Regions from separate parts of the Homo sapiens genome. Here region 2 is linked to region 1. A link is a contact called in ENCODE Hi-C data. All regions are on one chromosome and are shown on one strand. The core of a region is the stretch at or near the end of the contact, and the rest is flanking DNA. Distances in the headings are between cores, read along the strand shown. Region 1 overlaps LINC02641 (long intergenic non-protein coding RNA 2641). Region 2 overlaps INPP5A (inositol polyphosphate-5-phosphatase A).

Region 1 (4,538 bases), core at 268-2,767:
TGCTCCCCTCATCTCTAAACCCATGGAAAGGCCTGGGGTAGTAATTGCAGAGGGGGAAATAATTTTTAAATGTCTCTCTTTTTGTGCTTTTATTGTCAAATGATAGCATTGTTCACAGTTTTTGAAATACTGAAAGCAAGTCTGCACAACTCTTTCTGCAGAAACAATGGGAGCGTGTGTGTGAGTGTGTATAAGCGTGTGTGATCTCTGTTCCTCTGCCATAATGTGTGTGTGTGTGTATGAGTGTGTGTGATTTTTGTTCCTCTACAATAATGGGTGTCTGTATGTGTGAGTGTGTATGAGTGTGTGTGATCTCTGTTCCTCGCAATAATGAGGGTTTGTATGTATGAGTGTGTGTGATCGCTTTTCCTCTACAATAATGGGTGTGTGTGTGTGAGTGTGATCTCTGTCTGTTCCTCTACAATAATGGGGGTGTGTATGTAAGTGTGTCTGAGTGTGTGTGATCTCTGTTCCTCTGCAATAATGGCGGTGTATGTGTGAGTGTATGTGTGTGATTTCTGTTCCTCTGCAATAATGGGGGTGTGTGTGTGAGGGTGTGTGATCTCTGTTCCTCTATAATAATGGGGGTGTGTGTGAGTGTATATGAGTGTGTGTGATCTCTGCTCTTCTACAATAACGTGTGTGTGAGAGAGAGAGATCTCTGTTCCTCTACAATAATGGGGGTGTGTATGTGAGTGTGTATGAGTGTGTGTGATCGCTGTTCCTCTACAATAACTGGGGTGTGTGTGAGTGTGTATGAGTGTGTGTGACTCTGTTCCTCTACAGTAATGGGTGTGTGTCAGTGTGTATGAGTGTGTGTGATCTCTGTCTGTTCCTCTACAATTAAGTGACCAGAAGCAGGTGGCTTCAAAGGTGAATTAATTCTCTGCTGGAAAAATTGGGCTAGAAAAATCTAGTCATTAGGAAACCAGAAAAGCAAGAAATGTAACTTCTGCTCAATGAAAGTGAACTGAATTTCTATTGAGGCCCCCTTTCTCTAAAACTCATTTTCAACTAACTCAGTGCTGTCAGCCAGCCCTGGGGCTGTACTTGGGGCTTACGTGTGGCTAAGATGTCAGGCAGCGGGGTCTGGTCCTTGTTGTCATCTCACTGCATGGCCACAAACATGTTCTCATTCCCTGCTGGTCTCAGTTCCTGAGCCAGTCCTGATGATCCATGGAGACTCCTACCTCGCTCCTGCCTCCCAGCTTAACCAAATGGTCTCTCTCCCTCTCCACCCCACCACCACTCCTACTGTCTCCAACCCCTCTTCGACACCCAGGAGCCATCTGGCTGCTTCTGTACCTCTCTGGGGACTCTCAACTTCCCTGCACTGAGACACCCACACCTGGCTCTTTCTGCCCTATAGCTCTTGCACCGTAATGAGTCAAGGGCAGTACTGAGATTTCACAAGTTCCCAGGCCTTCCCCAGGGGAATTGGAGGTGCGTGTCTCCTCTGCTCTCAGTCCCCAGATCCAGAGAGGGGTCTGCTTCTCCTTCCCTTCCCACAAGCACCAAGGCTCTCTCTTCTTCTCTCACTTCTTCTTTCAATCCCCTCCAAAAGTTATCTAGCCACAGGGCAATAAGAACTGGCTTTGACTGATTTGCATTCTTTCAAATATTTTCCTGTGCTAAGACCTAAGCTGCTGGAAGTCAAAAGCAGATTATTTGTATTTTTGCTCTTCTGCTGCCTATACTAGAAGATGGAAGAAGGAGAGGAGGAAATGCCAGAGAAAGAAGCATGGATAACATCGCAGAATACCACACCCTACCCAGGTGGGAAGACAAGTCCAGGCTCCTCAGGTTTAAGTGGATATCCAGTCCCGTGGTGCTGCCAGACAACTGTCTTGGGTACATCTGGCCACCACGTGCTGGCTAAGATATGGGGGGACCCCTGGGGAGCACTCATACCTGGCTTGCATCTCAGCTGTTCCTTCCTCCCTGCGTGACAGATCAAGCACCTCCCCCCGAACCTTGGCTCCTTACGAGGACTGCTGGGGCCACAGCGATAGCATGAGAAGCAATCAGGGCTTGGGACCCAAAAAGAACCACGGAGACTCCCCAATGGTCCCACATTTATTCTCTTCCACGTGGTCTGGATAGAAAACTAGAGAGAGTGTGGACAGCACTTGCCTCCGCTGAAAAAGTAACTCTCACCCTCTTCCCCCAACTCAGACTGTTCCAGAACAACCAGAGGCGTAGAGCCACACACTCCTCTCAGCCAGCCTGTGAGTGAGGCTGAGTTGCACTAAAGAGATTGTGCAGGCGCCGCCAGCTTCCCAAAGGCAGACTCTTCCCACAGCTGCAAACACTCCTCTAAGAACTCACCCACCCTCGCAGCTTGACCAACGTTCTCTGCAACTTCCTAGAAGATGAAAACATACCCTCCAGCCCTAGCTGTTCTCAGGTTTACTTTCTGACACCCCCTTCCCAGAGAGCTCCCATTCTCCCAGGGGCCTCCCTTTCCAGGGGTCAGCACTTAACCGTTGTCTCCTCCCAACAAAGCCTAAGAGAGGGCTCCCTGACCCGCTGGCCCAAAGGCCTGGGTCCCGGGCCGCTCAGTCCTTCCATTTTGTCTTCCACAGCTGAGCCCACTGTTCCCTAGTGGATCCGCCTTCCAATGCCACCACCTTCCCTTCTACGAAGTCCCAGCCAGGGGATGAACTACAGAGGCAGCCCCTTCCCCATCACCATTACTGTCACTGACTGGCTGTGGGCCTTCATGCTCTTCCGGGTTCTGGTTGGACGGTAGCCAGGGAAAATGCAGGGGGTGGGGTGCCGTGACAGGGAAGTCACCTGCAGCCCAGATCTGCTGCGTCCCAGGGTGTGCACTAGAAAGTGAATTGTTTCTTGTTCTTTTTTTTCTTTGTTATATGCTCTAGGGAATAAAAGGAATTTTCTTCCTTACACCCACCTCACCCCCAGCGGGACCAGACTCTTCCTGTCTGAGATTTCCTCACTCCCTGTGGGGTTCAGGGGGTACAGACACAGGTTTTGGGGGTTTTAATCTCTGGAAAGAAGAGAACTTGTCAGGACCTCCAAGAGACCTCCCTAAACAGAACCTGTTTTTGAATAACCTGAGGGTATTTCTCTAGGTCATCCCTGAGGGCAGGGGAGGGTCAGGCTCTCGGTTTCAAAGATAGGCTGGGGATGGGGGGCCTACCTGGACTGGAACAGGATGCACTTTTGAGGGTCCTGTGAGTGGTGGGCACTGGGACCTCACCTACCTGGGAGGACCCCTGTGGAGACAGTGCCAGGAGCCCCTTGTGGCCTTGCTCGGGATCACAACCTCTGAGAAACCTTCCAGTGGGCTGGGAGAACCTGGGCCAGGAGTTACCGGTGGTGAGTGAATGGCCCTGGCCTGATCTGCCTGAGGCCTCACCTCCCAAGGCCTCACCTGCCCATTCTTGAGTTGCTTACCCCCTGAATCTCAACAAAGTCCCCGGGAAGAGAAGAGTGGCCCTGGGTGACCGCTGGGGGATTCTTGCCAAGTGGTCAAGTTGAAACCAGGTGGGATTTCATGTGGAAACATAAAGAAAGAAAACGTTTCTTTGCATCTCAAGTCTAAGGGTGGATTCATGTTTGGCAAATGTTATCCCACCTCTCCTATGATTCCCATTTTACAGATGAGGAAATTAAGGCTCAAGGAAAGTGAGTAACCCCCAAGTTCACTGAGTACAGTCAAACGCAGCTTTGTCTGACTACAAAGAACATGCTTTTTCAGCCTCCCCACATAGTTAGCAGATATCAGTTAGCACAAAGCTATTTAGTGGCAGGGTCCAGGCCAACATCTGGGACCATGCTGGTTTCAGAAATGGGGCGATTCTCTCTGGAGTCATCCTCTTGGGAACAGACTGGCCCCAGAAGTTCTTCTAGACCTGCAACTGGATGCCCTCAGCTCTCTAAGTCACTGTCCCCCACCTGTGGAGTCGGTACAGTGAGACAGGATTTATCCTTCTCATGAAAATGTTGAGAATGACATGAGAAAATGTGCACAGAAGCACTTTAGAAATTAAAAGTGATTGTGTTAGGCTAATAATGCCCCCACCGAAATATATCTACATCCTCATTCTTGAAACTTGAGACTGTTACCTTATATGGCATTAAAAAGGATGAACCCTTACAGATATGATGTGACTAAATTAAGGATCTTGAGACAGACATTATCTTGGATTATTTGGATGGTCCTTAAACTCAAGCACATGCATCCTCATCTGAGGGGTCAGAGGAAGATTTTATACACAGACACAGAGGAGAAGGAGGTGTGACCACAGAGGCAGAGCCTGGGGTGACATGGCCACAAGCCAAGGACTACCAGCAGCCACCCCAGCTGGAGGAGGTAAGGAATGACTTCTTGCTTGGAACCTCCAGAGAAAGCACAGCTCTGCAGGTACCTTGATTCCAGCCCAGTGATATATGTATTAGTCCATTTTCGCACTGCTAATAAAGGCATACCTGAGACTGGGTAATTTATTCAGGAAAGAGGTTTAGTGGACTTACAGTTACACTTGGCTGGGGAGGCCTCACAATCATGGCGC
Region 2 (5,103 bases), core at 690-3,189, 9.2 Mb before region 1:
CGGCACGTACACCCCAACATCTCAACAAAACCTCACACGGCACACACACCTCAACATCAACAAAACCTCACACAGCACACACACCTCAACATCAACAAAACCTCACACGGCACACACACCCCAACATCTCAACAAAACCTCACACAGCACACACACCCCAACATCTCAACAAAACCTCACACGGCACACACACCTCAACATCAACAAAACCTCACACGGCACACACACCCCAACATCTCAACAAAACCTCACACGGCACGCACACCCCAACATCTCAACAAAACCTCACACGGCACGTACACCCCAACATCTCAACAAAACCTCACACGGCACGCACACCCCAACATCTCAACAAAACCTCACACGGCACGCACACCCCAACATCTCAACAAAACCTCACACGGCACACACACCCCAACATCTCAACAAAACCTCCCACAGCACACACAACCCAACATCAACAAAACCTCACACAGCACACACACCCCAACATCTCAACAAAACCTCACACGGCACGTACACCCCAACATCTCAACAAAACCTCACACGGCACGTACACCCCAACATCTCAACAAAACCTCACACGGCACGCACACCCCAACATCTCAACAAAACCTCACACGGCACACACACCTCAACATCAACAAAACCTCACACAGCACACACACCCCAACATCTCAACAAAACCTCACACAGCACACACACCCCAACATCAACAAAACCTCACACAGCACACACACCTCAACATCAACAAAACCTCACACAGCACACACACCCCAACATCTCAATAAAACCTCACACGGCACGTACACCCCAACATCGCAACAAAACCTCACACGGCACACACACCCCAACATCTCAACAAAACCTCACACGGCACACACACCTCAACATCAACAAAACCTCACACAGCACACACACCCCAACATCTCAACAAAACCTCACACGGCACGTACACCCCAACATCGCAACAAAACCTCACACGGCACGCACACCCCAACATCTCAACAAAACCTCACACGGCACGTACACCCCAACATCTCAACAAAACCTCAGTATCTACAAAAAGTAGCTGTGTATGAAATAAACCGAGCTGATGTTTCTTTAAACAAGTTCTTTCAATGGGATTCCAGAGGCCCAGGTCTTGCATTTCAGCAATCAGCAGAGCAAGGGAAACACTCCAAGGCACGCTGCAGACAGACGCCCAGCAGAGGCAGGGCCAGAAGCAACACCAGGTTAAGTGGCACAAACTTTCCCTCAGCAACAGTGTCCTCTGAATCCTGTCCTGTTATAAACGCTACCGAGTAAAGCCAGAACAAGCACACTAGCCCATTACCAGGACTAGAGCATGAGAACCAGCAGTACCAAAAACACTTCCCAAGGGCTAGACACATGAAAAAGAGCAAACGGCACATCCCCACCAAGAGCCCTGGGTCACGCTGCTTCACAGGGAAAGCAGCCCTGGGCAGCCTCAGCATCCCTCCCAGGGAAAGCAGCCCCGGGCGGGCGTGCTCAGCATCCCCCTCCCCCAGGACAGCACCAGCACAGCCCTACGAAAGGCCCCACCCCCAGAAACCACGACTCCTCCCAGGCAAGCTGTGCAGCTCAGGCACCTCCCTGCAAAACAGAAGCTCAGGGAAGGCCTCTGGTCCAGGTGAGGGGCCCCACACCAGGGGCATCTTGCCACCAGGGGCATCTTGCCACCAGGGGCATCTTGCCAGCTGAGAAACTCCGACATTCTTCTGAAGGCCCCCCCATGGGCCACAGGCGTTTTCCTCTGAGTATCACAATGGTCCCTCCGGCCAGCCTCTCGGCACACCTGGGCCAATACCCTGTGGGTTTCCGGCCAGGCTCTTGGATGAGTCACCTTTTCCTAGACTATCTGCGGTGCCAGACATGAGCTGTCAAATCCCCAGTGTGTAAGTCCCAAGAGGGCTCTGCAGGCTCGTCCTGTGCTGCATGCTACTCAGCAGGCCTGAGTCTCTTCTAGTCAGGAGGGACCACAGGAAACAGTGAGACAGAGGGGCACAGCAGTGGGGGACAGAGGTGGTGGTCAGGGTGCGGCCCACTCTGCCTCTAGCCCAGTCGGTCGTTAACAAGCTCAGATGCCAGAGCCAGCCCCAGCTCAGTTCACACCCTGCCCCCTCCACCTGCTACCGCAGGGCCTCACACTGGCTGCTCACTCGCTAGCCCCTGTCTTTCCATCTGTGCAATGGAGCAACACAGCACAGGCATCAGGGCTGTGGAGATGATAGGTCTCCCTTCAGACACTCGAGGTCCTTACAGCACGCACGTCAGGGCTGCGGGGATGACAGGTCTGCCTGCAGACACTCCGGGTCCTTACGGCACAAACGTCAGGGCTGACATACCTAGAGACACACCACATCCTTACAGCACTATCTGGCACATAAAGGACATAAATATCAGCTGCACTTTTTTTAAATTTAGCTAAGCTCCTTAATAGCTCTGTGTAGTCCAAAGTTGGTGGTTTTGATTATCAGTGGTCCTGAGTGACCCAGAACCACACACAGCGGCAGGAGCTGGGCCTCTGTGTTCACCCAAAGGGAACTGAAAGAAGCCCTTCCCCGCAGCTGGGGAGGACAAGGCCCAGACAGGCCCATGTGGCAGAGCCCGGCGTGCCAGCAGAGAGGGTAGGCAGGTCCCAGCAGTGTGATGAGGGATGGGTGTGTCCTTGCGCCAATGGCCCTCCTCCTCTGCTCGGCAGGAGCCTCTGGCCTCGCTGCTTTGCTAGGCGATCTCTCCTTTTCTCCCTCTTGCTGTTCACCTCATTCAGCAAAAGGCACCTGCCTCATGCTGCATTCCCAGGTAGCTGCTGTCAGGGCCAGGGAAGGTGTCCAAAGGGCCCAGGGCGGAGCCCACGGTGAGGAGGGCCCAGCAGGTGGGCGTGCACTGTGCCCAGCTGGACCTGGCCAGGCAGCAGGAGGGGTTTGGAGAATGTTCCAACGCCCCGAACCCACGGGAGTAGGCTGTGGTGGGGAGGGAGTGCCTCGTTTTCATCCCTCAGCCCCCACCCACCAGGAGAGCCAGGCAGGCTGCTGCCGTGTGATGCGCCGCTGTGCCGATGAGAGGCGACCTGAGAGCAGCAGCGGCCGGAAGGACGGCCCTCTATCCACATCGCAGCACGAAGCTCACTGGCACAGAACACCCCCACCTCCTGCTGTCCTGGCAGCCCAGAAACACCCAGCACCAGCCAGTCACCCAGAAGTGTCACCACCGTATGGGTGTCCCCAGCCACCACTTCCAAATGGCTCAGTTGGTCCCTTGGTTTTATTGTTGGTGCACTGGAATTCTTACAAAAAAAAAAAAGTGTTTTGGTACTTAGAAACACAAGAGCTGAAAACGAAATATTCAAAGCAAACACCCACAATGAAGATTCAGTGGCCAAGTTGCCCAGTTCTCCCATGAGTCTGTGTGTGGTCAGCACCAGCAGCAGCACCAGGCCAGCGGGGGTTCAAGGACCCAGTGACAGCTAGAGAAGCCTTGCCACCCCTTTCTCCCCTCCCCAGACAGGATCGCAGAGGGACTCCACATACCTCGTCGGAAGGAAAACCCTCCAGCTCCACCCGAACTCCTCCCGCTTCCCAGGGCCAGAGATGAAACTGATGGATACGAAGGTGCCCACGGGGCATCCACAGAAGGGCTACAGTTAACAGTGAGCCCAAATGGTCATCTGGTTCTATGAGAGCTCACAGCTCAAGGCAAACGTGCAGTCACCAACAAGAAAATATCAGCAGAGCGCAGGCTCACACCTGTAATCCCAGCACTTTGGGAGGCTGAGGCGAGTGGATCACCTGAGGTCAGGAGTTTGAGACCAGCCTGGCCAATAAGGCGAAACCCCGTCTCTACTAAAAATTCAATTAAAAAAAACAGTGGGGGCCCAGCGCGGTGGCTCACGCCTGTAATCTCAGCACTTTGGGAGACTGAGGTGAGTGGATCACCTGAGGTCAGGAGTTCGAGACCAGCCTGGCCAATATGGTGAAACCCCATCTCTACTAAAAATGCAATTTAAAAAAAACAGTGGGGGCCCAGTGCGGTGGCTCACACCTGTAATCCCAGCACTTTGGGAGGCCGAGGTGAGTGGATCACCTGAGGTCAGGAGTTTGAGACCAGCCTGGCCAATATGGTGAAACCCCATCTCTACTAAAAATTCAATTAAAAAAAAACAGTGGGGGCCCAGTGCGGTGGCTCACACCTGTAATCACAGCACTTTGGGAGGCTGAGGCGAGTGGATCACCTGAGGTCAGGAGTTCGAGACCAGCCTGGCCAATATGGCGAAACCCCATCTCTACTAAAAATTTAATTAAAAAAAACAGTGGGGACCCAGCGAGGTGGCTCACGCCTGTAATCCCAGCACTTTGGGAGGCTGAGGCAGAGAATCGCTTGCACTCAGGAGTTCGAGACCAGCCTGGGCAACATACTGAGACCCCGTCTCTACAAAAAATAAACAAAATTAGGCGGTCATGGTGGCACATTCCTGTAAACCCAGCTACTCAGGGGGCTGAGTTGGGAGGATCCCTTGAGCCTGGGAGGGAGGTGGAGGCTGCAGTGAGCATTGATCCCACCACTGCACTCCAGCCTATGCAACAGGGCGAGACCCTGTCTCAAAGAAACCAAAAACAAACTAACAAAAAAACAAGCAAAATGCAGAAACATTTACAAGACCATGTCAGCTTCATATTAACAGAAGAAACCATGTGAGATAAAATTTTTATTATTTTTAACCAAAAAGAATTGACAATCCAAAAGAAAAACATGTAGAAAGTATAAGAACTTAACACTCTCTGCTGTATGGTGAGAATTAATCAGATGCTCAATGTTTAAAATAATTTCAAAAAAAGAATACCAGTAAGACCAACATGGAGAAACCCTGTCTCTACTAAAAATACAAAAATTAGACAGGCATGGTGGAACATGCCTGTAATCCCAGCTACTCGAGAGGCTGAGGCAGGAGAATCGCTCGAATCCAAGAGGCGGAGGTTGTGGTGAGCCGAGATCGTGCCATCGCACTCCAGCCTGGGTGACCGAGCGAGATTCCGTCTCAAAAAAAAAAAAAAAAAAAAAATGCCGGTAAGAACATATTGT

The links. A loop is a pair of places that touch in the nucleus more often than their neighbours do. Pooled maps may share reads with other maps.
Region 2: a loop to region 1 is called in a map with no recorded cell type, with 21 times the contacts of the local background. The contact joins two enhancer-like sites. A Hi-C loop is called at or near these places in 3 of 37 single-sample maps with no recorded cell type and 3 of 50 pooled maps.

Annotation. Positions count from the first base shown.
Region 1 is chr10:123,389,255-123,393,792 of GRCh38, reverse strand. All of the region lies in intron 6 of LINC02641 (long intergenic non-protein coding RNA 2641), which reads right to left. Among named protein-coding and RNA genes, the nearest start is that of LINC02641, 44 kb to the right of the region's middle. RefSeq lists enhancers at 829-938, 1,039-1,298, 1,449-1,828. Within about 2 kb of position 1,517, at least 2 of the 41 ENCODE cell types and tissues checked have a DNase peak (open chromatin) inside an H3K27ac peak, as active enhancers do.
Region 2 is chr10:132,568,892-132,573,994 of GRCh38, reverse strand. The region is part of intron 1 of INPP5A (inositol polyphosphate-5-phosphatase A); the gene reads right to left. Among named protein-coding and RNA genes, the nearest start is that of INPP5A, 34 kb to the right of the region's middle. RefSeq lists enhancers at 581-1,349, 1,570-1,619, 1,630-1,779, 1,350-2,119, 2,280-2,419 and 2 more. Within about 2 kb of position 1,939, at least 20 of the 41 ENCODE cell types and tissues checked have a DNase peak (open chromatin) inside an H3K27ac peak, as active enhancers do.